2 separate regions of the Homo sapiens genome follow, and region 1 is linked to region 2. A link is a contact called in ENCODE Hi-C data. All regions are on one chromosome and are shown on one strand. The core of a region is the stretch at or near the end of the contact, and the rest is flanking DNA. Distances in the headings are between cores, read along the strand shown.

Evidence for each region. Hi-C counts contacts between places; a loop is a spot of excess contacts on that map. Pooled maps may share reads with other maps.
Region 1: a map of CD4-positive, alpha-beta memory T cell shows a loop between it and region 2 (13-fold over the local background). The contact joins two enhancer-like sites. A Hi-C loop is called at or near these places in 2 of 168 maps with a recorded cell type or tissue (CD4-positive, alpha-beta memory T cell and naive thymus-derived CD4-positive, alpha-beta T cell) and 5 of 50 pooled maps.

Annotation. Positions count from the first base shown.
Region 1 is chr21:31,185,819-31,188,518 of GRCh38, forward strand. It overlaps TIAM1 (TIAM Rac1 associated GEF 1), which reads right to left. Exons shown (of 28, transcript NM_001353694.2): 14 at 1,183-1,269. Among named protein-coding and RNA genes, the nearest start is that of KRTAP19-8, 150 kb to the left of the region's middle. Within about 2 kb of position 1,278, at least 2 of the 41 ENCODE cell types and tissues checked have a DNase peak (open chromatin) inside an H3K27ac peak, as active enhancers do.
Region 2 is chr21:29,448,321-29,451,094 of GRCh38, forward strand. The region is part of intron 1 of LOC107985486 (a long non-coding RNA gene); the gene reads left to right. Among named protein-coding and RNA genes, the nearest start is that of BACH1-IT3, 46 kb to the right of the region's middle. Within about 2 kb of position 1,356, at least 2 of the 41 ENCODE cell types and tissues checked have a DNase peak (open chromatin) inside an H3K27ac peak, as active enhancers do.

The DNA.
Region 1 (2,700 bases), core at 28-2,527, 1.7 Mb after region 2:
GCAGAAGCCATGTGACTTCAGGCAGAGATTGGAGTGATACAGCCATAAGCCACAGAATGCCAAGTGCTGCTTTCACACCAGAAACCAGAAGGAGGCATGAAGCCATTCTTCCCTCAGAGGCTTCAGAGAAATCAATCTTGCCAATACCTTAATTTCAGACTTCTGGCCTCCTAAACGGCGAGAGGATAAATTTCTGTTATTTTAAGCCACCCAGTGTGTAACAGTTTATTACAGTAGCTCTAAGAAATTAGCACTGTGAGCAAATCATCTAGGTTGCAAAGACTTTCCAGGGGTAGAAAAAGGATGAAGAGTTGGGGTTCCCCAAGTAGCCCAAATGCATTATAGGCCATTTAAGGGCTAAAATGAAACAGGCAGGATGTAGCGGGGAAGCGCTCTCTAAAGAAGGGGAGGGAGGCTGGATCTCAAATCCCTAGGTTCTCAACTTTCGCAGATTCTTCTATGAACGGAAGCAACAGAACAACTGGTTTGAAAGAGCTCTGCAGGCTCAGGCAATAGCCAATGTCAGCTTTGACCAGTGTGGACCAAAGTACAGAGGGGTCTTCCCCCATGCTCTGCTCCAGGAAGAACCCCCCCAGGATCCCCACACCATCCTAGAAGATGGAGAAGGACGACCACATGATTAGAATGGAATTTCCCACCAGCCCCAGGGTAATGGGCTCAATCAGTTTAAAATCCAAAAATGAGTGACTTGAGAGGCTGAGACAGGAGGATCGCTTGAGCCCAGGAGCTCAAGAACAGCCGGGGCAACACAGCAAGACCCCTGACTCTGAAAAATAAATAAGTAAATAAATTAGTCAGGTGTGGTGGCATGCACCTGTACTCCCCTAGCGACCTGGGGGGCTGAGGTGAGAGGGTGGCTTGAGCCCAGGATTTCGATGCTACAGTGACCTATGATTGCGCCACTGGACTCCAGCCTGGGTGATAGAGCAAGACCTTGTCTCTAAAAATTAAAAAAAGAAAAAAAAAGTTCAAGAATATGACCTTTCTGGTACACTTAAGTTAATGGAATAAAATGCATATTCCCTGGAAGGGTTTTCAATGAGAAAATGTTCAAATACTTTCCACAAATGAATCCTTTGGGCATATCTTTCTCCTTCAAAAACTAGAGAAGCCCCAAAGGGCATTTAAGACAGACAGACCAGCCCTCCTTCACTGACTTACCTTTCTTGGAAGCTAAACCGGTTTCCTTCACACTATTCACGTACAGCCTTCGAATACCATCTTCTTCCACAGAAGAAAGTGAAAACCCTGTGAAACACAAAAAGACAGAATGGCAGGGCTCACACCTTCTGAATGTTTAGCAAACAACAGGAAGTGCCTGCTGTGAACTAGGTATGTTTCATGTTTGTCATTATAGTTTGGACTGATTGTTTTTTCTTGTTTTACATAGCAGAAAAGTGTATTTTTAGATCACTCTGGAAGTCACTACTTGTAAAAATAAAGATTACTATGTACGTCTATCTTCATATTACCTACCAATCAACTCAAAGGAAAGCAAATTATTTTGTTTAATCTTGCTTCCTGGTAAACGCCATCATTTTTTCTTTTCCATACTCTCCTCCAAAGCAGAAAACAGAAAGATTAGCTTACCTCAAAGTCCCCAGACGTTTTTCATCAAATCTATGTCCTAGAATATGTTAACAACTGTACTGTTGGAGGGTGTGTGTTCATCCATATGTATGACTATATGGACACTGCTTTAATACAATTCTGCAAACAGGAGCAAGATGCAACTCACATTACGAATCTGTAATGTGAATTACACATTACAGAAACTGTACCTGATTTCACACTCTAGCAGTATCTGATCATAAGATTATCTTATACTTCTCTGGGCTCCCAGAGCTCAAAGCCAACTTGCTAATTAACCCTGGGCTCTGCTACATACTTCAGAGAGGAAAGCAGAGTGAGGCCGAGGTATTCTACGTGGCTTGAGGATCCTAGGTACTCAAAACTCTATGGTTACAAGTCCTGGTCACTCCTGTTTCCAGACCGCCTCATGTAAAACTCTTTCCTAATCAATTACTTTGAATGTCCACAGTGAATACCTACTTTGCTAAGGGAAAGAAATACCTTTGCAGATATTTCTAAAAAGGGCAAGGGGAACACATGTCATTGTATATATCTGCAATAATTTCAGCTCTGGGAAAAAAATCATCCCATAATATAGATACCCATCGTAATGCTGAGGGGAGAGCAGTGGTTGAAAAAAAAACAAGCAGGCAAATAGCAAAACAGAATTTTGTAAGATTGGGTTCCAGGGAGTCATTGAGCCTTTTTAGGCCATGTCATGATGAACACATGGTTTTTTGTTTAGTTTACAGGACCAGGAAATGGATAACCTCACATAGGCAAAAAGGCTAATTGCCATCGCCCTCTCAAGTACCGTAACACCCTCAGATAGGGAACAGCAGAGGGCCACCCGTGAGGACTTTCCAAAGTCTTCATTTCATTCTCTTATTTTAAATTCTCTTCTTTCAGCAACTTCTAACTTTCAGATTAAGTGTCAAGAAGCCCTGCTGAAATCAAAATATTTTTACACAAGAACCATTTAAGTTACATTAGCCTTAACACAGGTGTATTTATCTGCATTTTAGTGGAAATTAAAAAAAAATCTATTAGGCGAGATAGAATCAAGGGCTACGTCATAGGAAAGAATGAATAGGATTCATCTAACTA
Region 2 (2,774 bases), core at 106-2,605:
GCACACCACCATACACAGCTGAATTTTGTATTTTTTTTTAGTAGAGACAGGGTTTCACCATGTTGGCCAGGCTGGTCTCAAACTCCTGACTTTTGATCCGCCTGCCTCAGCTTCCCAAAGTGCTGGGATTACAGGCGTGAGCCACCGCGCCTGGCCTCATGGATGTTTTTATTCCTTCGTTTCTTCTATGTTCAATAATGTCTACCTGATGCTATGTGAACAACCTCTCTTGGCTGGAGATAATTCTCTTGGGGGAACCATTTTTTTTCCCTTAGAGATTAATAGACATTATTCCATCATCACCTGGCATTCATTGGTATGGTGAATAAATCTACGGCCAGCATGATTTTTTTTCTTTTTGTGAGTGATGTGCATTATTTGTCTGGATGACTGTGTAATTGTTTATTCTTGATGTTACTTAGTCTACTAGATGGTTCTTGGTGTTGAAAATCCCCTATAACACTTGATATGTTCAATTATGATATGAGCTTTTGTTCAGGCTCATTGGTTGCTCTTTGAATTTTGGGATATATGTATATATATATCGTATTGTATAATACGATATATATATTGTATTACAACTTACAACATATTTTTTCAGTTTCACTTGTTGATTATCTCACGGGCACCAATTCTTCTTTGGCTATATCATCTTTGTCCTCCATGTAACTTAGTTCCTTTCTAATTGTTTAGATGTCTTTGTTTTTTAAATTTGCATTCATTATTTTTATGTTCAATTTTCCACATGTTAGTAGCTTGCTCTTTAGCAATGTCTATTCAGTTCCTTGCTAGTTCTAATACGTTTTTTAGTTCAGAAATGATGTTGATTTGAGCATCAATTTATTGCCTCAGCTAGGCAATTTCTCTTTTCATCTTATTCTATCCTTTTACCATCTTACCGTATTCATTTAATAATTACGTTGTTTCATAGCATAACACAGTGGTAGAGCACTTTCCCTCGTTCATTGAGTAATTTTTCCTTCTAGCATTGGTTCTTTGTCTTTTTGACATTCTGCTCCCTTTTCTACTCCCACCCTTTTGGCTGTCACATGTTTGCATTGTTGCCGTGCTATTTTTTTTCTTCTTGCTTATGACTTGGCAGTCCTGTGCTGATGTTCCATTTGATCTGGTATAGAGCTGGGTGATTTCTTAACCCTCTTCCTGTCATATGAGAGTTTGTTTTCCTCTGTAAGCTACAGTTTGATAGTTAAGTCTTTTGCTTCTACCCATTTTTGAGTCGCCTAAGGAGAAAATAGAGGATACGAAGAAAGGTCGGCTGAGGAGCTCTCTTTTAGGATATTTAGGATCTTTTGTGCCTTTGAGGTTTTTTGTCACATACGTGTTCTGTAACACTTGGCTAGGAATCATATATTTTATTTCCGCTTGGAGGCAGGAAGGGCCTTGAGCTTTAGCTTGTTCTTCAGTTGTACTTCAATACAGGATGTAGGTCTGTAGTTTCCATTTTCATCAGAGAGAGTTATGTACATTGTCTGCTTTCTCCATTTAACCTGCCTCACCCCAGGAACCACTCCATCATTCTTCTGTTAAGAGAGAAAATGATACAGATATATGTTCAGTCTGCTTCTGTTCAGGTTGAGGGTATTAACAACAAATTTCAGAACTTTGTAACCTCAGTGACACTCCTTCTGGGATAAGCTGAGGTCCACTAGGAGGGAACTGGTTTGGATGCCAGCTGTACTGCACCCCTCCCCTCCACTGAAGAATGCCCCCTCCCCTGCAACTTTCCTTCCACGATTTCGTTTAATTATTTTTCCTTCTGTAGGTTGCTGTAGCTCTTCTTTGCTCACTTGCTAAGTGTCAGGGGAGGCAAGTTCTGTGTTGCACTTTAAATTTATTATGTTCATTCAGAAACCCTGCTAAACACCTTAATAGCAATGCTGGGAGGAGAATATTAGCATGCCCAGGCAGCAAAGGAACAACAAAGCCCAGGGTTGTTAAGCGATGTGCTTATGGCCGCATAAATTAGTATGTGGAAGATTCAGAAAGCAGGCCCATTTTTTTCCATTCCAGACCATAGCTTTTTTTTTTTTTTTTTTTTTTGAGACTGAATCTCAGTCACCCAGGCTGGAGTGTGCAGTGGTGCGATCTTGGCTCACTGCAACCTCTGCCTCCCGGGTTCAAGTGATTTTTGTGCCTCAGCCTCCTGAGTAGCAGGAATTACAGGAGCCTGCCACCACGCCCTGCTCAGTTTTGTAATTTTAGTAAAGATGGGGTTTCACTATGTTGGCCAGGCTGGTCTTGAACTCCTGACCTCAAATGATCCCCCCAACTCAGCCACCCAAAGTTCTGGGATTACAGGCGTGAGCCACTGCGCCCAACCCAGACCATAGCTTTTTGTATTACAGTCCCAAATACAAGTTAATTATTTCATCAATTAAACAAAAATATACACATATATATTATATAATGTATATACATATATATACATATGTATATATTATATTGTATATATGTATATATAAACATTATATATATATGTATTTATACGTATATTTTATATATACATATGTGTGTGTGTGTGTATGTATAGTTCTACAGTCCTTGACGTATTTTGAAAATTCCAAAATTGGCTGGGTGCGGTGGCTCACATCTGTAATCCCAGCACTTTGGGAGGTTGAGGCATGCTGATCATCTGAGGCCGGGAGTTTGAGACTAGGCTGACCAACATGGAGAAACCCTGTGTCTACTAAAAATACAAAATTGCCTGGGTGTGGTGGCGCATGCCTGTAATCCCAGCTACTTGGGAGGCTGAG